Regions from separate parts of the Mus musculus genome. Here all the other regions are linked to region 3. A link is a loop called in an ENCODE intact Hi-C map of the cell type or tissue named here. Cell type or tissue: heart. All regions are shown on one strand. Each heading gives the region's core, and the rest is flanking DNA. Links, peaks and the distances in the headings are about the cores only.

Evidence for each region. A loop is a pair of places that touch in the nucleus more often than their neighbours do. Peaks named below come from ENCODE experiments on the same cell type or tissue, not always from the same donor. Only the 100,000 strongest peaks of a DNase experiment are listed, where the experiment ranks them.
Region 1: a loop joins it to region 3, with 6 times the contacts of the local background. A loop is called at or near these places in 13 of 42 quality-filtered maps.
Region 2: a loop joins it to region 3, with 6 times the contacts of the local background. A loop is called at or near these places in 11 of 42 quality-filtered maps.

What each region holds. Positions count from the first base shown.
Region 1 is chr19:21,371,200-21,379,661 of GRCm38, forward strand. No RefSeq gene overlaps it. Among named protein-coding and RNA genes, the nearest start is that of Gda, 97 kb to the right of the region's middle. In heart, for the core only: CTCF peaks have their summits at 362 (motif pointing left), 1,392 and 2,327 (motif pointing right); no DNase peak of the experiment used is centred there.
Region 2 is chr19:21,822,035-21,830,557 of GRCm38, forward strand. Cemip2 (cell migration inducing hyaluronidase 2) reads left to right here. Exons shown (of 24, transcript NM_001033759.2): 13 at 1,754-1,885; 14 at 3,056-3,091; 15 at 4,006-4,161; 16 at 7,766-7,943. Among named protein-coding and RNA genes, the nearest start is that of Cemip2, 48 kb to the left of the region's middle. In heart, for the core only: a CTCF peak has its summit at 3,294; no DNase peak of the experiment used is centred there.
Region 3 is chr19:22,300,064-22,308,586 of GRCm38, forward strand. It overlaps a transcript of Trpm3 not described here. Among named protein-coding and RNA genes, the nearest start is that of Trpm3, 140 kb to the right of the region's middle. In heart, for the core only: a CTCF peak has its summit at 4,476 (motif pointing left); no DNase peak of the experiment used is centred there; H3K4me3 peaks cover 538 bases; H3K27ac peaks cover 598 bases.

The sequences.
Region 1 (8,462 bases), core at 1-5,000, 930 kb before region 3:
ACATCAAGCTTTCAAATGCAGTCTGCTTAGCCTGGGCAAAAGATGTTTCTCTTCACCCCGATATTGCTTTCCCCAAGAACACCATCGCCGTGGCGTTATGGGACACGACTTTGCATTCTCTCCACTGCTGATTGTGCATGGGTGACTGTATAAAGAGATGCTTTATTAGTACTAACAGGATATTAATTATTCATCTCTTGTTGCTAAGCAATAGTTTATCTGTGATCATAAAGGTAAATCTGTGGGACTGGAGAGACAGTTCAACGGCTAAAAGCACTTTTGAAGCCACACCAGGTAACTCACAACTGCCTCTAACTCCAATTCCAAGGGATCTAGCGCCCTCTTCTGGCCTCTATGGGTACCTGCACTCATGTGCACATACTTAAGATAGAGATGTAACTAAAATTAATTCTTAAACAAACAAAAACCTCAAAACAAACAAACAAAAAAGTGTGTCAGTGTTAAAATGCAAAGAAGTCCTGTAATTTTGGATCAGTTTGAGCTCAGGTCATAGCCACTCAGTGCCTTCAAAGAGCAAGGAAAAAATAGAAAGTAAAACCTAAAACCTGCCAGATGATACTAAGGGAGATACTAAGGTCCTGCGGAGGGAGGAGGTTTGGGCTCACTGCACAGAGAAGTTGGCTTGGTTGCCTTGGGTCAGATCTGGTTCCCTAGTCACTAGACAAGCAGAATATAGTTTTCCAAACTACGTATCCATTAAGAATAGTAGCAGACACAGAGAGAAGTGGTATGAGGATTAGATAGAGTTCATAGCATCAAGTCGTGAGTAAGACAAGACTGATGGCTGCCCACCCAGAAGAAATACGGTACTACTGAAGATGCCGTTGGAACCAGGAGAAAGAGTAGCTTCCCCTGAACACAGCCTGGGCTGGGGCACACTAGGCTGCTGGGTAGAACAAAGATTGCCAGGCCCCTAGAACTGTTGGTCTAATCAAAGGGTGTGGGAGACAAAAATCGAGGCAAGAGTGTGGCTTCGCAGCATCTGAGACCCTTGGCCACATGACTGTCACTTTAATGAAGAGGCAGAGAAAGCACGCAGCACACAACTGTGGAGAAAGCTTTACCACGTGCACCTAGTGATAGACAAGGCAGTGGTTCTCAACCTTCCCATGGTTTCAAATCGGACATCCTGTATAGCAGATGCTTACGTTGTGATTCGTAACAGTTCAGTAGCAAAATTACAGTTATGAAGTAGTAGTTATGAACCAATTTTATGGTTGGGGGTCAGCTCAGCCTGTGGAACTGTACTAAAGGGTCGAAGCACTAGGAAGGTTGAGAACCACTGCTCTAGAGGGAATTCCGGAGCCTTGTGAGAGCACCCCAATGTGCCTTCCACCTCGGAGCCCTCTGTCTGGAGTCCTCTACTGATGAAACTTGGTATTACTAGCTGTCAGAGGAAGGTTCTGTCAAGGGCTCCACCATATGGTCACAGACCCCATGAAACAGGGGCGCTTTTGAAGCAGAGAGACAGGAAGTCAATAATCCCACCATGCTGTTCGTAAGGATCTCTCATTTCGATTATCTATTAGATGGGAGAGAACTGTCTCAAAATGGAGTATCTTGTAAACAGCGACTTTCCCATGAGCCTGTAGGCTGATGGAGTTCAGCTGTGTGTAATGTGATGTCACTCCGAGGACTGAGTGTAGATGCTCTTCTGGGCTAGTTCAGTGCATGGTGTCTTGCAGATGACTAGAGGGCTGTGTAGTGAAATGCTCTCGCCCTCCCCACTCCCCGCCGCCACCTCTCTCCCCGCCCCTCCTTCTCTACCCTGTCTCACTTCCTTCAACACTTTTGCTTACTCTCCATGCAATACTAGTACTTATTCATCTCTATGGACCTTCTCATCTGGGCCGTCTACGCAGCCTCTTCAATAATAAGCCTTTCCGTATAGACTTCTTAAATCATGGTTTATACCGTCCAGAAGCACAAAAGCAGACGCTTCCAGGTGTTCTCAAAGGCCTACACCCAGAATCAGCACATTACTCTCGCTGAACTCTAACGGCTGAAGTGAGCCCCAGGTGTAGCCCAGATTTAGTGTGTTAAAGGACTGCAGAGCAGGCATGCACAGGGGAGCCAGGTTAGGTTGGATGCCGTCTTTGAATGTCGAGCTTAGCCATCTGTTTCCTATAAAATGGAATCAATGTTGCCAGACTCACAATCATCACCATTTTCAAATAATAACCACCTAGTAGCAACATTTTTATAAAGATTAAAAAAGACTTGAGGAACGCCTCCCCACCCCACCCACTCTGGGCTCTTGGGAGTTTTTGAAAACATTGTTTCATGTGCGTCTATTCATATCTTGGCCACTAGGTGGCATACTGGTCAAACATTATCTTCACCTCCACTGAAGGCTGCTGAAAATTGCCACGTTTACAACTTGAAGCAAACATCAGTTCCCTTCACTTTCAAATAGTATTTTTTTCCTTAGCCTCTGGTTCACATAGAATACTTCCTTCAAGCTAGCAAATTCTCTTCTAACAATTTATGTTTCTCTATAGTGAAATGAGTTAGATAAAATGAGTTTCCCATCAGTGGAGGTGTGCAAGTAGAAGCTAGACAACCATTTGGCAAATTGCTAACAGAAATATTTTAACTCTATTTCCATGGCTATTTTCTGTAAATAGGGGAACTACCTTTTTTCAGACTGCGCATCCCCATTGTCTCCATCTGCTTTTGTGCTGATGTCACGGAGCTGAGTAGCTGGCCGGGGACCCTCTGAGGTTCTCCCACATTCTCTACAGAACCCAAAGTATGAACTCTCTTTACAGAGAAAGTTTGCAGGACTCCGAGCTAACCTGCAAACCTAGAACCAACTCTTGCTAATTGCCCTATTAATGCCCCTTATTTGCTTTGGCCTAGCATCCAACCCAGTTGTTTAACTTCTGTTGTCTGAGACCTTGATCTTCCTTTCCCGCGTTAACTTTTGGGACGATTCAACACGCTTCGGATTTATAGACGCAGCGTCCACGTGCTGGCCACTGCTGTTGCCCCAGTGCCGGTTTTATTTTTTAATTTAAATATATACATATATTTCAAGAAGCAATACATAAGACAATACAAAGTTTAGATACTTACAAATGTAAAAGAGAAGGCTGTGAAACATCCATTGAATTCTCAGTTCCTGCAGAGTAACCTGCTTCAGTAGATTACAAGCAGCTCCACAGGGCCGGTTGTCTGTGCCTGTGCCTGTGCTTGCAGGCCATTTCAATACAGTGTAAAAGCAATTACAAGAATATTTTTGTGTTTGCATATAGAATAAAGTCTCCAGAGCTAAACTGTAGAGTCAGAGGACATGAGTACCTTTCATTTTTTGAAAACTGTTACATTCTCCTTCTCAGTTTATTCCCCTCCATGTCTTAGTAGTGACAAACAAGGGCAGTTATTTCATGCAAATGTGATGTGGGGTGTGTGTGGTGGGGGTGCTGGGGACTGAGCCCTTAGCTTCATACATACTACACAGTGTTTGATTACTGTGGTATATTGTATTGGGATTGAGACCGGAGACAAAGAGCAGAGGTGCATATTTAACATGCCAAAGGGGACCTGTCCTCCAGGTTCTCCCAGCATCCCTCAGTCCCTACCTTGCAACCTTCACCCTCTACCCTGAACTTTCTAGGCCCAAGGGTTAGGCTTCCCCTCCCCCAAGAGTCTCTTTCATAAATAATCCAGACATTTTAGCGATCTCTCTCTCTCTTTCTCTCTTTCTCCCCTCCCCTTTCCCCCTCTCCCTCTCCCTTCTCTCCCCTCTTTCTTCTCCCTTCTCTTCCCTCTCCCCCCTCTCCTTTCTCTCCTCTCCCTTCTGTCCTCTCTCTTTTCTGTCCCCTCTCCCCTTTCATCTCTTCCATCTCTCCCCTCTTGCTTTGTCCCCTCTCCCCTCTCCCTTATGTCCCTTCTCCCCTCTTCCCTCTCCCCCTTTCTCTTCTCTCCCTTCTCTCCCCTCTCCCTTCTGTCCCCTTTCCCCCCTCCCCTTTGTCCTCTCACCCCTCTCCCTCTCTCCCCTCTGCCCTCTCACCCTTTTCCCCTCTCACCCCTCTCCCTTGTCTCCCTCTCCCTTCTGCCCTTACCCCTTCCTCCCTCCCCCGCCCTTCCTCTCCTCCTTCTCTCTCCCCTCTATCTCCCCTCTCCTCTTTCTCTCTCCTCTCTCTTTCTCCTCCTCGTCCCCTCTGTCTCTATCCTCATGGAGACTTCCTTGGTCTTGTCCTTGGGACCAGTGAGCAGAGAGTGGGTTTCCCAATAAACCTGCCTTTCTGTATACTCTAATCTGGCTTGAATTGGGTCATGTCACCAACAGAGAAATAATTCATTATATTGAAAGGCCACATATAAGATTGATATTTTATGGGTTTGAAGAACTATAACCACAGTGGCGCCTGTTATTAGCAAAGATGAACAGCATTTCTTACAAAGAGTTCACCGCGTTTCTTCTGCGAATGCACGGCTCCTATCCTTTGACTGATTTTTAAAGGATAATTTAACATTTTCTGATATTTATGGATTTGATGAATTGAGGAAAATTACTCCATGATAGAAGCTGTACAATTTTTCCCCCAAATAACCAGAAGTTGTTCATATTTTTTGTGTTTCTGTTTGTTGAGACAGGATCACATTCTGTAGTTTAGGCTAACCTGGAACTTTATGTAGACCAGGATGGCCTCAAACTTTTGGTGACTCTCCTCTGCCTCAGTGTTCTGAGTGATAGAATGTATTTACGAGCCATTATGCCCAGCCACTTACAATTTTTTTAAAAATTACTTGAATTTTAACTTAATGTTAATATAATATTTTATGGACATTTCCAAATTGGCATAAAACTCTTACATGATTATTCTTTTGACGTGGTTTTCCTCATTTGGAAAAGGAGGGTTCACAACTTGGTGTATATTTTGCTTAACCAATTACACTACACTTAGACCAAATGGTAAAATCTGTGTGGGGGGGGGGCGGGGGTGTGTGTATGTGTTGTTGTTGTTTCTAGAATTGAACCTAGAACCTTGTACACAGTAGGCAACTATTTTACTATTTTGTTACAGCCTGTTATAACATATTTTTGTTTTATTTGTCAAGAATAAAACAGGGTCTTAATAAGACTGGTTGGGATCTTATGGCCTTCCTGTTCCTGCTTCCAAAAGAGCTGGGACTACATGAGTACGCTCTCATGCCCAGCATCAGAAAACATTTTGGCTAATATTTTTCTCCTTAAATATGCTGGCATGTTGCTATGATAACAATTAGAATGTCCTATGCCGAAGTCTCTGAGAGACTTTAGGGGAGTGGGCATGTTTGAAGCAAGCATATGGACCAGCTGACTGGGAAGACATTTTTTTTGTGGTAATTAGGTCTCCCTGCCCTCCCAGGGCACTGCTCTCAACTCCCAGTTGTCAACATCCCATGGACTACAGTCAACTATAACGAAGCCTGTGACTCTGCAGTATTCTACTTCCAACCCTAAAGGAGCCTGGCCTCCAAACCATGCCAGCAGCAGGTTGGGAACTGGGTTCTGTAACAGAGTCATCTACCTTTTCTTTAATCGTTATACAAGTAGAATGTCCTCTGATAGCTGTAGTGCATTTGGCACCTGGAAACTCTGCTAGCTACAGCAGAAGACCAGCCAGATATGAGTGCTGTCCCACTTTTGTCCCAGATTGGCACAGTAGGGGAGGACAAAGCCATGTTATGGAGTGGGATGGATCTTCTGTGAGCATGCCAAGGCCTGGTCATGAGGCACATTGCTGTGGAGGAAGCTAGAGAAGGACCCAGCCAATTAATTATGTCTTATGTTCAAACTCCATCTCATGTCCAGCTTGTCCTCAGTTTGAACTCAGTAACTGGAAAAACCACAGCTTGTTCCAGGAACCAAGACACCCCCAAGTTACAGCCACTCCACCCTTGATAAGGGGAAATGCCTAGTGTCATGCCCAGGACAAATGACTCATGTTATATTAAAGTTTATGGTGCTAGCTAAAATTTTATGCAAGCTATGCTTTCGGAAATGTCAACCAATCATGTAACTACCAAGTTGAAAAGCCCCTTACCCAGCTTAAACTGTATAAAAAGCAAGACTGATACCAGCTTAGCATCTTCCATACCCATGCACTGGAAAGGTTGGAGAGGCCTCAGCTCAACCTTGAATAAAGACTCTTTGCTTTTGCACACAAGTTAGACTCCTGGAGATCTTTGGCAGTCTGGGGGGGCTCTAAAGTCTGGGCATAACACTTAGTAGTCACACCCTTGGGTGAGCCTCACCTTCTGAGCTGTCCAAGTGTCTTCAGAAACAGAGATGCTTCATCTTATAGAGGTCCTGGAATGTCCCTGCATTTGACGCTCCTCTGCTTGTTGGCATTTAGTTAGTCTGGGTAGTACATAGCATTGAAGGGCCTCCAGAGGTACACAGAACCTTGGGTTCTAATGCTATACTAACAGTGTCTAAGTGTCTTAGACAATACTTCATGGATTGTAACTGACTGGGTCCTTCACTAGCCTCTCCACAGCAATGTGCCTCACAGTCAGGCCTTGGCATGCTCACAGAAGATCCATTCCATGGCCCAGCTTTGTCTTTCCCTACAGTGTCAAATGGGGCCTGTCTTCGTCAGGGTTTCTACTCCTGCACAAACATCATGACCAAGTTAGGGAGGAAAGCGTTTATTCAGCTTACACTTCCATACTGCTGTTCATCGCTTAAGGAAGTCAGGACTGGAACTCAAGCAGGTCAGGAAGCAGGAACTGATGCAGAGGCCATGGAGGGATGTTTCTTACTGGCTTGCTTCTCCTGGCTTGCTCAGCTTGCTTTCTTATAGAACCCAGGACTACCAGCCCAGGGATGGCACCACCCACAATGGGCCCTCCCACCCTTGATCACTAATTGAAAAAAAAAATGCCTTTACAGCTGAATCTCATGGAAGCATTTCTTCAAGGGAGGCTCCTTTCTCTGTGATAACTCCAGCTTATGTCAAGGTGACACACAAAACCAGTCAGTACAGGGTCAAATGTCCTCTTATCATTCATGTCTTGCTGACTGGGAAAATTTCTCCAGTCTTACAAGTAGTCTTTGGTTCATGGAGTCATCTTCAAAACAGTGACTGCTTTTACAAATGGACCTGGTCATTCCTCAGCTGAATTTGTCCTTACTAGTTACTTACTCTGTAAGTGGCATCTAGTGACCTTTGTATCTCTTCACTCCCCCAGGCTTCTATCATGAGTGACTAGTTCCTAGCACATTTACCACATGGAAGGGAGCAGGAGACCCCATCAGTCAAAGCTACAATGAGATCCTGAAGAACTAGGTAATTGCCACCTAAGCAAATGTATAAATTGGTTCTTTTTTTTATTTTAATATGTGTAGTGGTGTTTTGTCTGCATGTATATGCGTGCATCGCCTGAGTTCAGAGGCCAGAAGAGGGTGTTGGATCCCCTAGAACCGGAGTTACAGATGGTTGTGAGCTGTGCTAGGAATTGAACCTCGGCCCTCTGGAAAAGCAGCCAGGACTCCTAGCCACTGAGCCTTCTCTCCAGCCCCATAAATTTGTATCCTAAAAATATTTTTAAGTATGACATTTTATCAAGACACGAAGAGCAGAAGAGTTCACACATGCTTCGAGTGAGCTATGGTTTCTTTAGACTTCAATCATGTCATGTAAAATGGCCTGTAGTTTCATAAATGACACAACATGGAAAAACCTATGGTTGTTTATACTTTTTACTCAATGAGAACAACAGTTTTGTAGGGGGTGTGAATATTTATTTGCTTTTCTATGGATTTTTACCCTGTAGGCCAGTGGCTTTCAACCTTCCTAATGCTGTAACTCTTTAATACAATTCCTCACGCTGTGGTGAGCCCCCAACCGTAAACTTCATTGCTACGCCGTAACTGTAATTTCGCTACTGTAATTATGCCATGTCTTGAACCATAATGCAATATAATAATATTTGTGCATTTCAATGGTCTTAGGTGTGAAAGGGTTATTCAACCCCTTTGAAGAGGTCAAGACTCACAGGTTGAGAACCACTGCTATAGGAAAAGAAAATCCATCTACCAATGACTGTAGAATTATTCTGGAGGACATAGAATGTCTATCACTATAAAGCACCCACCTAAACCCAGAGATGATTTTATTCAACACTCTGACTCACTGCCATGGGATTTTGTTGGGTGCCTATCTTGGCACTGCATTCTGCTCACCATGCTGGTGGGGGTTATGTGGTTATATAAATCAGTTCAAAATACTCAAGTTGCCAGGTGCGACTCACCTCGCACAGTGCATGAGCCCGGAGAAGTGCTTGCACTGACTTTTCTGAACCTCGTCATTTATACTCTAGAATGGCAAAGGGCCCTCATCCCTTTAAACAGACTGCGTGCTTCAGTCAAGGTTTCAGTCAGAGCTTCCCAAGCACAAAGCCTGCACTTCTTCCCTGGCTCGAGTGTGGCCAGAAGCAACTTCCGC
Region 2 (8,523 bases), core at 266-5,265, 480 kb before region 3:
TGACCTCCCATGCTTATTGAGCCAAGGGGCATGTGTGTGCCTTGGACCTGTTCCATTTCCCTCCTTCTCACCTCACTTCTTGTTCTCCAGTGACTTGCTTGGTACAGAGTGTAGTGCTTGATATAGAATGTGCAGCTCACAGGCCTGAGGCCCCCCGGGCTGGGTTCTCATTTTACAAAGATACTTCTCTCATGGCGGCTAGTTTGAGCACTGGGCTCACAGCATCGTACAAAGGATCCTTAATGTGTTATTGAAAAACTCAGTGCAATGAATTGATTTTTGAAACTCTTAGTTATCATTTTTAAAAATTTGGCTCTTTATCTTTTCTCCTGTCTTTGTGGGGTCGAGTTATCATGTGACCAGTTTTTTACTTTTTCACCAAGGTCCTTATAAATGTTAAATGAAGAATGTGAGAAATTCTGTCTTTGTAATAAATAATTTAGTTAGTCTTTTCAGGTTTAGGCATTTCCAAGCTATCTACTGAACTTAGATTCGTCTCTCTAGCTAAAAACATCGAAACAGCATATAATTCAACAACATAATTCGTATAGATTTATGTTGAAATATATGGTTAATTTTCATAGTGAATTTATATTAGGAATATGTAACAAGAATTGGAGAAGATGCATTGAAGTACCTGGTATACATATGGTTATCTTTCTGTGTGCCTGTTTTTACAGAAGCCTTCTGCACTCTTGACTTTTTTCTCCATTAATTAATTAATTAATTTACTTTACATCCTAATCCCAGTCCCCCCTCACCCCCCACAGAGCCTCTTCCCACCTTCCCTTTACCCCTGAGAAGGGGGAGGCCCCCCTGGGTACCAATCCACCCCGGTACCTCAAATTACTGCAGGACTAGGCACAACCTCTCCCACTGAGGCCAGACAAGGCAGCACAGCTAGGGGAACAGGATCCACAGGCAAGGAACAGAGTTAGAGTATGCCCCCACTCCAGTTATGGGTGGACCAACATGAAGACCAAGCTGCATTTCTGCTGCATATGTGTATATATGTGGGTGTGTGTGGGGGGTGCGGGACCCAGCTTGTCCATGTTCTTTGGTTGTTGGTTCAGTCTCTGAGAGCTCTCAAGAGTTCAGGTTAGTTGACTCTATTGGTCTTCCTGTAGAGTCCTTAACCTCTTTGGGTCCCTCGATCCTTTCCCCCAACTCTTTTACAAGACCTCGTGAGCTCCATCTAAAGTTTCACTGTGGGTCTCAGCATCTGTCTTGGTCAGTTGCTGGGTGGAGCCTCTCAGAGGACAGTTATGGTAGGGTCCTGTCTCTGCTGGCTGTGCCTCAGGTAGACCTACTCTATACATTGACTTTTTAAGAATACACAAAAGGATTTTTTTCCTGGAAATTTACATGTAAATAAATGTAATTGTTTTGAGTATGTGAACTATAACTAATTAAATTATATCTTAATTTTTTTGATTTGTTTATGTTGGCCCAACTTGAATCTTTCCTCTTGACCATAGCATGTATATACATAGATAGTTTCTATTTCTTTTGCTAATTTCAGTTCTTTTTTTTTTTTTTTTTTTAAAGATTTATTATATGTAAGTACACTGTAGTTGTCTTCAGATACACCAGAAGAGGGCATCAGATCTCATTTCGGGTGGTTGTGAGCCACCATGTGGTTGCTGGGATTTGAACTTCGGACTTTCGGAAGAGCAGTCAGGTGCCCTTACCCACTGAGCCATCTCACCAGCCCTAGTTTCAGTTCTTAACAGAGTACTTTTGTATCCCACAGGTTTCGGCCCCATCAGGATGCAGACCCTGAGAAGCCACGCGTTGCAGCCATCATCGACAGGCTCATTGCTTTTAAGAACAATGACAACGGAGCCTGGGTCAGAGGAGGAGATATTATTGTTCAGAATTCAGCGTGAGTGTCATCTACAGAGATAATAATCTGCCGACACTGCTGGCTATTTTTAAGTTTTTTATTTTTAGATTTTTGAAGACAGGGCCTGAGGTGTCCCAGGCTGGCCTTGAACTTGATGTGTAACAAGACCTTGAACAGATCTTTATAAGTATTGTCAGCAGTGAGGGCCACCACAACCAGTTGGATTTTTTTTTTTAACTGAGTAGAACGAAGATACAGTTGTAGTCTCTGGAATTACTTTATTAGTATTAACGGACTGGATGGGCTCTGAGGATGAACGTTACTGCAGAGGTTTGGATCTCTCTTATTCTGGAGCTTTTGATGGAAATGAACTTGTCTAGTGACCTGAGAGGCCTTCTGTAGGTCGACCAGAAAGCCAGAATTTAGCCTTTTTCTAACCAAACACTGTTTATGCCAGAGGGCTAAATAGAGACTTTGAAACTGCCTCAGGGTTTTGATTTTTATTGTTGTTCTTTTTGGAAACACTGTAAAGTTTGTCCTGTCTTCTTTCCACTCCTCTCAAAATGAAAGTTGTCTAATTCTGTCTTAATACGCCTGCCGACTTGTGTGTTACTGGAGGCAGGAAGCATCTTGCTTGTTTTTTTTCCACTTGAATGATTTTAAGAGAGAGGCCTGTTGCATTCTGAGTTCAGTTTTACTGTTCAAAGGTCTAGCAAAAAAAGTTTTGATTTTTCTCTGACCATGTTCACCCCCAAATTTAACGTTGTATTAAATCTGTAGGGAAGGCATACCTCTCAGACTGAGAAGTTGTGAAGCAAAGAGTATGATATAATTCTTTCTAAAAATAAAGATTAAAAACACATTTTAGCTAGTACCTTTATATGGTAAGTTCCAGATACTATTCAAATACCTGCAATTGTTTAGTATATTTAATTCTCTCGAGAATCATATAAGAAATGTATCATTATTTCAATCTATGGATGAGAAAACTGAGGTGAAGGGCCTGAGAACCAGGTCACAGTTGGCAATGTCAGTATTTGAACTTGGCACTTTCATGGAGATGGTACTTTGTTGACGGGAGGTTGGACTGCTGTGTGGTTGCAGAGTTGAGCATCAGGAATCCGGGATTTCATGGTCACACACCGAGGGACTTGCCTCTCCCATGTTTCCTGATCACTTAGACAAATTCTCACCTTTTCCCTCTTACAGATTTGCAGATAACGGAAAGGGGCTGACCTTTGCCAGGTTTGTAACGGCTTTAATTTGATTATTTTAAAGCTTTAAGGTAAAACCATCCTTAGTATTTTTGCCTGTGTGTTTTGGAATGGGGGTGGGGAGTTATTAACCCAGAGAGGTTTTATAATTTATTAGCATAAAAAAATTAATAGAAAGACAAAAAAAAAAAAAAAGATCCACACTCTTCTTGGTACCACTAGAGGGCCAAAACACACACATTTTAAAAAACAGACTAATTGCATTTATGCCAAAGTTGTAGATGAATTTAGCTGAAATTCCACAGAAGGGTAGGGTAGTCATTAACTGTGCCTAGAAGAAAACTCTTGAACTTTGGGCTAAAGGTCTTTAAATATAAAGGATGAAAGAAGATAAATGGGTGAAGATCAAAAATTCTAAACTCTGCTCTCAGATTTAACTTACAAAGAAGATAAGCTTTGAGAACTAAACCCCTGTGTGTGTGTGTGTGTGGGGGGGGTGGTCTCTGAGCTTTTTGAGTATTTTCCCACATTGCTGGGGGTCAAATGAGTCCACACTGCCTGTGTACTCTGTGGCTGACCTGCGCCTCTAGACTTTTATGTAACTCGCTTTTTCTGTAGACAATGATTATTCTACTGGCCACATTACACAAGCTTGTCACTTAATTGCTGTATCCTGGGCAAATCCATCGTTGCTTGAGGCTAATCAGCTGTTGCTAATAAATTAAAACTCTAGCATTTATATGTAATTTTCAAATTACTCACTAATTTATAAGAGGACTTTTCATAGCATAAAAGCAATTTCTGAGGGTTTTATAATATATATCAGAAAAAAGATATTAGCTTAAGTTTTTATGGTTTAGCTTTTTAAATTACAGCTTCACTTCTTTTGGGGGGGGGGTTGTTTAAACTTCCCGGACAATGTAACCATTCTTCTCTTTTCTCCAGTGATGGGAGCTTCCCAAGCGATGAAGGGTCCAGTCAGGAGGTGACAGAGTCCCTCTTTGTCGGGGAGAGTAGGAATTACGGCTTTCAAGGTGGCCAAAACAAGTACATGGGCACAGGGGGAATCGATCAGAAGCCTCGGACGCTACCCAGGAACAGGTGAGTTGGACTTGGGCAGTGGGGAATTAAACAGCGAGACAGTCTTTTCTGTAATGAGCCTGGATGCATTGCCTCACTTTGGCTCTTTCCCGTCTGGGTACCAGCACTCACTGTTACCGTTATTATCAGTGTCTTATTATCCTCATGGGATATTAGAACATTAATAATTATCCATGTCATAGGTTTTATTACCAGTTTTGTGAAGGAGTTGTTCTTGTTTCTTATCCCTTACATAAGACCTATTATATAAGTGGATTCTCCCCACCCCCCTTAATGTGTTTTCTTTCCTGAGACATAGAAAGTTGCCAAACCATAAACTATGACATTAGGTCAGTTTCCTGCAATCCATGATGCTGGGTTTTCAGAAATAGCCACTGGAAAAGGGAAATTACCTCTGAAAAGAGCCTTAGAAAATGAGAGTTGGTGGATGCCAAAGCCGCCACAGAGCCCAGCCGAGGCCATGTAATTAGATGTGTCTGAGATGGTGAGGGGGTTGGGGGAAAATGGGCAGGTGTTCTTCATTACAATCAGAATCCTTCTCTCTCTCTCTCTCTCTCTCTCTCTCTCTCTCTCTCTGTGTGTGTGTGTGTTTGTTTGTGAACTGTTTTTTTTTTTGAAAATAGATTCTTCTCCCGTACAGTACATCCCAACCATAGTATCCCCTCCCTCCCCTCCTCCGTGCTCCCCTCTGCTCCTCCATGCTCCCCTTCCCCTCCCCTCTCCCCCAGATCCACTCCATCTCCACTTCCTCTTTAGAAAGGAGCAGGTCTCCAAGAGATGACAGCCAGACAGGACATAACAAGATGCAGTAAGACAGTATGGAAGCCTCCTGTCGAGGCTGGACAAGGCAACCCAAAGGGAGGAGAAGAGTCTAGAGAGCAGGCCAAAGAGTTAGAGGTACACCCGCTCCCACTGTTAGGAAGTCGTTCCTCCTGCTTTTCTGAGGGGTTCCCTGACGTCCCAGGGGAGCGACCCGATGGAGACCTCCACTTTAGACTCTGTATGTCTCTAGCTTTGGGTCTATGCACCCATTTCTAACTGCCAGAGGAAAACTGACGATGACCAGACCAGGTATTGACCTATAAGCATAGCAGAGTACCATTAGGGATCATTTCATTGATCCTTCCCTCCCCTCCGACAGTTGTGTTCAGTTCCACCCTGGGTCCCTGAGCTGAGTCTCTGGTTCCTGGCTAGCCAGGCAGTGTACGGCATGGATTCCCTCTTGAGAAGTAGGTCTCACGTTAACTAAACAACTTTCTCTTCCTATACTTTCTCCCTCCATCCCTCCTGACAACTCCCAACTTCCCATTCCTGTCTCTACCCACCCCCAGCCACCCGAAAAATCTATTCTCTTTCCCCTTCTCAGGAAGACCCATGTGTCCCCTAAAGTCCCCCTCTTTACCTGCCCTTACTGAGTCTGTGGACTGTAGCTAATCTTGATTTACTAGTAAATAGCCATATTTGTCTTTCTGGGTCTGGACCCATTTGCCTGCAAATTTCATGATGTTATTATTATTATTTTTTTAAACCTCTGAGCAGTACTTCATTGTGTAGATGTACCACAATTTCTTTACCCATTCGTCAGTTGTGGGACACCTAGGCTGTTTCTAGTTTTCTGACTTTTATGAATAAAGCTGCTGTGAACATATCTGAGCAAGTGTCCTTGGGATAGGATGGAGTGTCCTTTGGGTATATGCCCAAGAGTGGTCTTAGGTGTATTTATTCTCAGTGTGCTGAGGAACTGCCCTATTGACCATCAGAGTTCTTAAAGTAGCATTTGGATGAGAGCCACCGTTAAAGCTAGTTAACCCAGCACCCATGTCCGAGGTTTGGAGCTATCTTTATTACATGTGTGGGAAAACCAGGTAGAGAATAATCTCAGGGGAATTCTCAGGACCTCAGTTCCAAGGTAACGCCCACTGTGACCCATGGAGAGTCATCTTATTGTGGGAATGCTCCCTCTGGGTGTGCGTCAGGATGAGGCAGGGGAGCAGGACAGACAGACCGTCGGTTTTCCTGGTGTCCTGTGCTGGATCCCTGAAGTAGCGAGCACACCATACTGTGTAGCTTTCGCGTTGAATCACGAGTACTGCTAGAAAACGAACTTCCTGTTGTGTATGCTGTGATGCTGAAGCCTGAGCCCAAACCCGCGGACGGACGTTTGAGGCGCGTGCTCTGTGTGCCTAAATGTATCCCCAGCCATGCTTAAGAATCTCCCGTCACTAACGTTTATCAAATGCTCGCCTAGGCCTGTTCTCCGTAGCTCACCTTCACTTGACCCTCTCAAAATGCAGGCAGGTCCGTCCTGCAAGCTCCTGCTTTATAAATGAGAGTTTGTTAAGTAAGGGAGGTGGGATTTGAACCCACTGAGTTTGGCTTCAGCTCTGCCTGCTTCCTGATTATGCTGTAACTGTGCATTTTACAGAAACGCAGGTTGTCAGCCTTAGGGGCCGTAGTGAGGCTCTGAGCAGCATATTTCTGGGTTTTGTTTTTGTTTTATAAATTTTGACAGCTAGTTTTATTTCAAAAATGCTTTTTGTATCTTCGCTAAGGAAGATTAAAGAAACAACAAAAACTCGCCCCTGAATTCATGAGCTCAGGTTTTATTTGACTGTGTTTATAGTCTCGTCTGGTTTATGTTAGAGTCTTATTGGTTTATGTGCCCAGAGTCTATGTATAAAGTATAGTTTTAATCAGACAGTTCATTTTTCTTGCTAGTCTAAACATTTTTGTTGTCAAACTCTGCCAAGGTGCGGGTCAGCTGCTCTTAGAAATCCTCCGAATTACCCTTAATAAACACTTTAAAAGCTTTAATAGATGAAGAAACCTATTAAATAGGTGAAGAAATCCAAGGAATTTGCAGTATTATATATTATGGCTTAAATAAAGTTGCTTTACTGCAATGAAGCCACAGATTAAAACATTTCTTTTATCCGTTAATTCTGGCTAGTGATTAGGAGGATAAGAAAGGAAGAACGACACACTGAAAATTTTAATTCAGCAGTCTGACAGTCCAGACCCCAGGCTTTCACATCTTCATGAACTTTTAGGTTTTGCCTTTTTACTTTTGTTCTGTGGCTGGACAGGAGAACTTCTCTGCTCATGAATTTATCTTTTAGAACAGAATCACAATGAGTTACCAAATAAAACCTCTTCCTCCCATATCCCCATCTCCTCCTCCTCCTTCCTTCTCTTCCTCTTTGTCCTCAATTTTTTATTTTATTTTTTTGCGGTATCCGGGATCTTGGTCACGTGAGGCAAACACTGAGCTACATCGCCAGCGCTGAACAAAGCATCACTGCTGAGTTGATTCAGGGAAATTCAAGTCAGTTCTTTAGAGAGACCTCTGCAGTGCTCAGATCAGTAGGTCTCTCCTGACCCAGTCTGCTGTAGCTTATTGTTTCTAGAGCACTAATTACCTGCAATTTTTTAAAGTCTCTCCTAAGATCTTGTATTTTCACGACATTAGGGCTCGTCTCTCGCTTACCACTGTGTCTTGAGATTTTATTTGCTGCTTACTGGAGACTCAGCAGTATTCAAAGACCATAAATGTTATGAAAGAGACAGGCCCGCATTTATTAAACATTATCTTGTATTTTTATAGGACATTCCCAATCCGAGGCTTTCAGATTTACGATGGGCCTATTCATCTCACAAAGAGTACTTTCAAAAAGTATGTGCCAACTCCAGACAGGTACAGCAGTGCAATTGGCTTCCTCATGAAGAATTCCTGGCAGACAACACCCAGGAATAACGTTTCCCTTGTGAAGTTTGGTCCACAGGTAAGCATGTTCTCATGGCTCCTCCACAGGGACTGGGGCGAGGGAAGGCAGTCACACCTTCCCAAGGACAAGGTGCCAATAAAGGATGTGCCCTGAGTCTGAATGACAGGAAGAAAAGTGTGGTAGTAGCCATTCTTCACTCTCACACACTGGATCCCACTGGGTCCAGGTGGAAACACAAGTCTGTGACTCGGACTGTTTTGTGACATGAGATGATGTCTTCAACAGGATAATGACTTAGAGTGGAGCTATGGGGAGATTGGCCAGATTCACAGGAATAAGATGGCTCATGAGATTTGGGACAGTGAGTAATAAGCTGGACAGTAAACCCGTCAACACTAAGAGGTTTGGTTTCTTCCAAGTGATACGTGTTTCTGTGGCTTATAAGGACAAAAAGTTGATCTGAGGAGGCATACTGGGGCAATGTGGAAGAAATTGGGTTTGGAAAGAAGACTCTAAAGAAGACTTAGAATTTGTATTTTGTATTTATGTTGCAGTTGCCCCCAGAATAGTTTTCTTAGCCATTTCACTGTTACCCACAATCCATAGGACATTCTTCATTACCCACAATCCACCGGAC
Region 3 (8,523 bases), core at 1,373-6,372:
ATGTGTTAATCCGAGGTGACTCTTCTCCATTCTCTCGGGCATGCAGAGCGTTATGTGGTTGTTCCAGATGTGAGTCTCAGCTATTACAGGTAAAACCGCGCTCAGCACAGTTCTCCCTCGTTTATGAACTGTTTAAATGGCCATCTAAACTATCTTTCTTTGCTTTGGAAGCTGTGAAATTTCACTGAAATATATTGCTGTGTGAGTTACTCTTTTCTCACAGCTCATCTTTAACTTCTATGGTTGTTTGGCACTGTGCCCCATGCTTCTAAGAGATGTAAAGTCATTAGGTTTTCCAAAATTGCCTCAGCACCATTTTGCCTTCTGTGACTTCTGTGCACTTTGAATATATCTATGCACATATTTTCAACCTGTGCTCAGCCTCTTAGCTTCCCTTCCACTTTGTTTCCCCTTCTGCTCAGTGCTGCCCTCAGGAAAATTTTCTCTCCTCTTTCATGGAGGGCACACACCTCTTCATGTGTATCAAACCTGGTAAATTCATGCACGGGGCTTCTGGTCTTCCTTATGTTTTATCTCCAACAGTATCACTGCCTTTTCTACACACACACACACACACACACACACACACACACACACACACACACACACAGAGCTCTGTAAGTTAATCTTTTATTGTCTTGTCACACTCTTGGTATCCTCTTGTGCTCTTTAAATGCAACGGAGGATTTAAACCTGGCAGTTTTACAGAACTGGCTTTCTAGTACATATTTTCTGCTGATCCTCATGGTTTTGCTGATTTCACAAGCACCAGTTCTAGTTTTAAAACCAGGTTATATTATTTGTGCTCCCTCAAAGTACAAATAATACACAATTGAGCTTAGTTTCAGGAAGTCTCAAAAACAAAACAAAACAGAACCAAAATACAAAAACAAACAAACAAACAAACAAACAAAAAACAAGAAAAAACCTTCCCCAAACAAACAAACAAAAATCAAGCATAAAACATACATTTTCTCCCATTCCTGCCTAGAATCAAGACCAGGAAAACACAGACACCCCACTGCCTCCCCCTGCAGGAATTTTTCTAGCTAATCTCTGAGGATCCCAGCTTTGTCTGTGGAGGACGGGATGTTGAGCCATAAGCTTTTGTTCACTCCTATGTTTTTGCTCACACAGCCTTTAAAAAACAACAGAGTCTGGGTCCGTTTGAGTGGGCTTCTGCCTAGAGAATAAATTCTGGTTTAGGGCCTCTGGTCTTCTGCATGCATCCTCCTCATCTGTATTCACCATACTGTGTCTGAGGAAACCTCTTCATTTGCCCACCAGCCCAGCACATAATGAAATAGATAAAAAAAAAAAATCATGTTTAGCTCTCCTGTATTTCCATGAGTGTGTGTGTGAGAACTCTTCTTGTATAGGGCCTATCTTCTGTCTGTGTATGTGTGCGTGCATGTGTGAACATATGTACTTATCTATAAAGTAAATAGTCCTGGTGAGTTTCAATTTTGTTGATTCTTATTCTTCAACTTACATCCAGAAAATCCACACACATTATATACCATATTCTGAGGCTCAGGGTACCTGCCTTCATCTCTCAAGGAACTTGTTTTGCTTTGATGTCTTAATTTGAATACAATATCAGAAACTGAGAAAGAGTGGGAATGCTAAGAAATACCTATATTCAACAGAATGACCGACTTTCAAAGCATTTAGAATGAAATTCATCAGAAATGAGACCATGTAGAGCTGCTATCTTCTAGGAAGGTGAGTTCCAAGCCATGGGTACTTACTTGTATCCACAAGTGTTCATAAATGTCTAGGAAACTCATTATAGACTCTCCAAATTGCTCTTTTGCATAACAGTTCATTCCCAGGGTGTGTTTGTGTATGTGGCATTGTGTGGACCGTGTTGCTTAATAAATGAGGCAGCCTTGAGCAGCTGAGCAGTGGACTACTGGGAATCACAAATGTCATGGGCTCCTGCTGGTGCTGTGAGAGACAGAGAAGTTTTCCAGCTGACAGGTAGTCTATAGCCAGTGCAAAATAGTAATAGGCAGGGAGGTTATGTTTTCTGTGTAAGGTTCTGTTGGGACCTTTGGCGAGCACTAAAGTCCAGCAGTTGCCTTTCAAAGGCCCTTCTCTCTCCCCCAGCCACAAGCTTATTCTTTTCTGATGCTGCTAAATGCTCATATAGCATCTTGTGTATTCCAATGCCACAGACATTCTTTGTCCTTTGAGTTAATGCTTTCCTCCTTTTCCTGTCCCAAAATAATATGGATTTTGTGTACCGATAGCATAATGATGCACAAACCGAGTCTAGACAGGCGGCCACGAAGGCTCACTGGTGTGTCCCTAAGCATAGAAGGGGAAGCCTGGGTACTGAGCCTTCCAGGCCACCATCCTGCTGCCTGTTTTTGACACTTGTACAATACACTTATTACTCTCAGACTCCTCACTTAGATAGTTAATCTCTAAAGGAGGAGAACTGTATTGTGGTTTCCATATGCTAATTATTTAATGTAAGTAAGGTTTGGGTTTTTTGGGTTTTTTTTTTTTTTTTTTTTTTTTTTTTTGTTGTTGTTGTTGTTTTGGTTTGGTTTGGTTTGGTTTTTCGGTTTTTCAAGACAGGGTTTCTCTGTATAGCCCTGGCTATCCTGGAACTCACCTTTGTAGACCAGGCTGGCCTCGAACTCAGAAATCCTCCTGCCTCTGCCTCCCGAGTGCTGGGATTAAAGGTGTGCGCCACTACGCCCGTTGGTTTTTTTTTTTTTTTTTTTTTTTTTTTTGTTGTTTTGTTTTGTTTTTTGGTGTTTTGTTTTGTTGTAAGTAAGTTTTTAAGAATAATCTCATTCAGCAAGTCGCAAATCAGTTCTTTACCAAGCACCTAATAAAAGACTGCTCGAAAAAGAAAGGTTTCTGGGCTCTGGGTGCACATTAGGGCAGGACAGAAGAGCCCCAGGTTAAGAAATCTGCCTCGCCCTAGAGAAGGATGGAGAGAGAGATTGAGTACAGGCACAAGGACTGGAAGTGGTGTCTGGGGAAGCTGAAAGACGTGACATTTGAGTTTTGAATTAAACATAGGAAAACCTGTGGGTGTGGTAAGAGCAACCCCCGGGATGTCGTGCGTGCGGAGAGAGGTTGGCAATCTGGAAAGCAGGAAGCAGGCTGTGTAGCTGTGATCCACAGTGGGGGGCGAAGAACGGGACTAGATCAAGTGTGAGAAGCGGGCAGTGAACGGATGATCTACTGCCTGCTCTCAGTAAGCCCCCTCCAGGAGGCACTGGGTGGAATTCATCACACAGGGCTCTGTTGCATCTCTGCTCTCCCCTCTGAAGGTTGTGGCTCCTGCTTGGGCTTATCTTCGAAAAATACAGCTTTCTTAGTCAAGTAAGCTCTGTCAGCTAGGGATGTAGGGAAGAAAATGTGTGCTAATAGTCTGGAGGCTCTGTGCAGAGATTTCCCCTAAGGAAGGGAGATGGACTGTGCAAAGTGAGCTTTGCACATGAAGGGCAGATCACAGCAAGATCCTGGCTGCTTGCAACAAACAGATTGCAGGAGCTTTGAATAAATTACACGCCCTCCCTCTGTTTGCTTAATGTGAATTACTATTGCTTACTAGCAACAAGTTGATTAGAAAACTATAAAAAAAAATGGTACCCTCAGACAGTCTAGTGACACCTTACACAGTTGCAGCGGCTCCCAGACCTCTCCTCCGTCCATCACAGGCCAATGGAAGTGCATTAGCATCTGCCACATCGTCAGACGTACTCAGGAATAGGTGTTTGGCCCTTGATCTGGTTGGTCGTAGATACCTAGGGGTAGATCTCTGGTGTGACTGTTACATTAGCAGAAATAGGATTTAGAGAAAAGTCACAGTTAGACTGTGTAATTTTTTGCCGTGGCATTATTTTCCTTTTGCAAACATGTAAGGCACTGTCTGAAATTCATGAAGCGAATGGGTTAATTTGCACCTGCAGAGTGATTGTCAAGCCAGCCTGGTGAGAGTTCTCACTGAATCTTGATTTGGAAACTCCAGCTGGGAAGGTGGGCCAGGGGACTCAGCAGGATCAAGTTCTATGCTGGGGAGAGAACCGGGGGAATTGGTGCTTAGCATCAACGAAGAAAGCCCTGCCTGGTGCCGGAGCACTTGAGATGGCTTGGCCCAAGCAGCTTAGGTATTATTCGATTTGGACTTAACAGCCCTGAGATGAAATGGCCTTTCATTCGACGTTGTTAAACAGGGACAAGCTGGGCCTTGCTTCACTTTTGAGTTTGCCAAGTAAATGGATTGCCGACCGCAGAGCAGTACAAGACATTTCTTCTGCACCCGTCTCCCAGTGGCAGCTTTTCAGCTGAGAGCAATACTGTCTTCACTCCCGAGTATACAGAAAGGAAAAGAAAAGGCGGGGGGCGGGGGGGGGGGGGGGGGGGGAATAGGCAACATATCTTTATGTAATGCTTCTAGCGCCCTCTCGTGGCTAGTTCTAAGAATGCAAGTCTGGAATGCTTTCTTGCAGAAGAATCTTGTCTACCCAGAACTGACAAAGGAGGAAGCTGGTATTTTAAACAAAAAAATGCAAAGTACCCATTTACGTCCATTTTACCAGCACACGATGTGTGGAACCGTTACTGAGTTCCTTCCTACCTCCTACACTTCATGAATCTTGGAAAATCTGCTTCTGTTTATGACTGATTTAAAATAAATTGGCATTAAGGAAACAGTAATAAAAATTTGAAAATTTCAATTTTTGACAATGAAAAATATTTTGAACAAAATTTTAATATGCACTATATGTAAATACAAAGTTCATGTGATTTCCAAGTATTTTTTCCTAATTAGAAGTTTGTCCGTTTTTTGCATCTTTTCCCAGAGGGAATATTCTCTTGTATTACTTAGCTGTGTGCACTGTTTAACCTATAGAACACTTAAAAGTTCTTACTGCATTTTATTATTTATTGTGTGTGCACATGTATGTACCTATGTGGCTGTGAATTCTGGGTGCACTTAGATCTGGTCCTTCCACTCTGTGGGTCTTGAGGATTGAACTCAAATCCTCAGGGTTGGCTGCAGTTGCCTTTAACCTCTGAGCCATCTTGTCAGTCTTTTAATGCACAATTTCTTAATAGCAAAATTAACCAGCACTTTCATGAGTGCAGCATTTGAGGAAGAGCATCTTCAGTTTCGTTTAGAAATGTGGGTGTTAACGGTCAAAACAGATGAGACTCATAATTAGAGACACTTGTGTTATAATCTAAGCCTGAAGACACAAAAGGTAGACTGCATCATCTATTGGGCAAACAGGTTAGTTCAATCTTGAAGTACAAAATAGCTAATAGACAGAAAGGCATTGGAAATTAAGTTTTTGAAATAAAGTAAATCACCAATTTTCTACTTTCTTCTGAATTAATGGCGTAATTCAGTGATATTGGTCAGTGGGAGCTCTCTCTGTCTCTGTCTCTCTCTCTGTGTCTGTGTCTCCGTGTGTGTGTGTGTGTGTGTGTGTGTGTCTGCATGTACAAGTGTGTGTAAATAAAAACTGTGTTACATAGACCATGGTGTTTCTCTAGTAGACAAGCTTCTAAATGATGGTGTAAAGACACACTGTGTCTCAGCAGATCATCCGTTAGACGGGATCCTTGGTCTGCTTGGTGCTGTCTTCTGTGTGAGGAGAACTCTCACCACTCAGCAGAAGTCTGAGTGGTGATGACTTGTAATAGAAACGGTTCTTCGAGAGATGAGAGGATTCATGAGGTGGCTGGACCAGGCTCCCCATCACTGGACCTGAACTACCGCTTGAACTAAACATACTTTTTTCAGACCAACAAGGCAGACTTTATAGATAAACTTCCACAGAACTGCATAAAGAATAAGAACTGTTGGGCTACTAACATGAATTAATGTCTTTATAGAGAAATACATTAATTTTGGTTTGATCGGTATTGTTTGTTTTGACTTAAAGTCTGAGGCTATAGCCACTCCTCCGTCTGCTATTGAGAGTCCTCAGGGTCTGACTAACAGATCATCATAACACACTTTTATGCATGTTTCTTTACCCTTATGGTAGTCCATGCTCTTCAAGGGCTGGGGAGAAGGAAGGGGGAGTTATATTATAGGTTTAAAGTTCCAGTCTTGTGAAAGTGAAGACCTTCAGAACAGCAGAGTAAGTGTGCTTAGCTGCTGAAACTGCTGGGATGGGGAATTGATTATATGTTGCACAGACTTTGCCACAGTACAGACATGGATGGAAATAAGTGAAAGTTTTATGAAGAAATTACGGGTAAAAGGAGAAGAATCAGAAGAAGAAAGGCTGGCAAGATGGCTCCGTGCTGAAGGCCCTTGCTGTCAAGCCTGAGTTCCATCCTCAGGACCCACATGAATTTCACCGTGACATTTCTGGTTTTATTAGTAATGTTCTACTTGAAAATGGATTCTTCTCTCCTATAGCATATCCCAAATACAATTCCGCCCCCCTCCCACCCCTCCCGACTCCCACCATGTCCTTCTTCCTCCAAAACCTTATCTTTTTCCCTCCATATCTGCTTCCCCTGCCAATTTCTCTTCAGAAAAGAGCGGTCCTCCAAGAGATGGCAGCCAAAGACAACAAAGCGAATACAGTAAGACAAACCCATCAGGAGGAGGAGAGTCTCAAGGGCAGGCAAGAGTCAGAGATGCAACTGCCCCACAGAACATCAAACTAACAGCCATAACATTCAGAGGACCTGCTCTAGACACATGGACGCCCCCTTGCTTGCCATTGCTTGACTCCTACAGTCTTTCCTACCCCTCTACCACAGGGTTCCCTGATCTCTGAGGGGAAGGATCTGGTGGAAAACTCCAATTTAGAATTTCTCTCTGCAAAGTGTCCAGCAGTTGGTCTCTGCACTCACTCCTGTCTGCTGCAGGGGGAGCAGCTCTGGTCACAAATGGTCAAGGCACTGATCAATGAGTATAGCAGAATACCATTAGGGATTATGTGTGTGTATGAATGGCTTTACCCTAGACCTCTGGACTATCCACTCTCCTGTTCCTGGCCTGCTAGTGTAGGGCATGGGCTCCCTCATGTGTGGGGGCCTCAAGCTAAACCAAACATTGGTTGGCCGTTCCTACTAGTATTACAAGCACACCTTTCAGACAAGACAGATTGTAGGTGGAGGGTTTTATGGCTGGGTTGGTGTTCAGGTAGCCTGCAGAGTGCAATGAGGGCTTCCAAGCCCTCTCCATGTTCGGTGAGCTGGGTGGACGTTGTCCTTGGCAATAGGGAGCCACTTTCAGTTTTCAGAGAGTGACCTTCGATTGTGGTATCAGCCTGGTTTGTTCAGGGACCTCCTCAGTCAACAACGTAAGCGAAGGCAACCCATTCCCATGACTGGCTACAAGAGATGGCCATTGGGACTATCCCCCATTACTAGGATTCCTCACCAGGGTCACCCTCACAGATTCCAGGTTTCCACTGCACGAGGTTTTCGCACTCAGCCTCCAATGCTCCCCAGTTCGAGCTGTCTCTCCCTGTACACTCTTCCCTGACTTGATCTCTCGACTCACATCTTCACAGACTCCCTAACTAGACCACCCTTTCAAAATGTATTCATTGTCCTCTTCCCAATAAGATCTATGTGCCCACCCCCCAACCCTCCGTGTTACCTAACCTCTCTGGGTCTGCAGACTGTAGCTTGGTTATCATTTACTTAGTTGTTAATATCCACTTATGAGCGAACAATAAAACCAGCATGAGCTGTCATTATGACTTTTTTCCACTGTGATGTTTTTACACATATACTTTATTATATATTTACCACTCCACTGACTTTTTTTTCTACTTTACGTCCCCACTGCAGATCCTCTTTGCACACAGCTCTTTCCTTCTGTTTTAAAGTCACACATATCCCACCACCCTCTTACTTCCCTGTTTATACGCTTTCTCCCTCTCATGGCCCGGCCCCCTTTCTATTTTCATGTTCTACATATATATTATATGTATATGAAATATCCAAGTCTTACGTAATTTATTTGACAGCATGTCCCCCCGTTCCATCCATTTTCCTGCATGATTTCATTCTTCTTCATGGTATGGTAAAATTCCATTGCGCCCTATGTCAGTAGACATCCAGGCTGATTCCATTTCATGGAAGTTTTATCTACTGCAGCAATGGATGAGCCGTATCCCTTAGAGGACTTGGAAACCTCAACTCTATACCTAGGCATGGAAAAGCTGAGTCATATGCTAGTTGTATTTTTAGGAAGCCCCATCATTATCTCCACAGTGACTGTACCACTTCCCATTCCTATCAGCTGCCTGTCATAGATTCTGTCTCCCCACAATCTTGCTGTCATTTGTTATCTTAGTAATAATCAAACTGACTGGGGCAGAGTGGAATCTCAAAGCAATTTGACTCTGCATTTCCTCAGTGGCTTAATATGTTGAATGCTTTTTTGGCCATTTATAGTTATTCTGTTGAGAATTATCTCATTCAGTTTATTACCTCACTGATTGACTTAACAGTTTAGTTCAGAAAGTAGGCTGCAGCTGGGTGGGTTTGTTTTGGGGTCCTCTATTCTGTTTT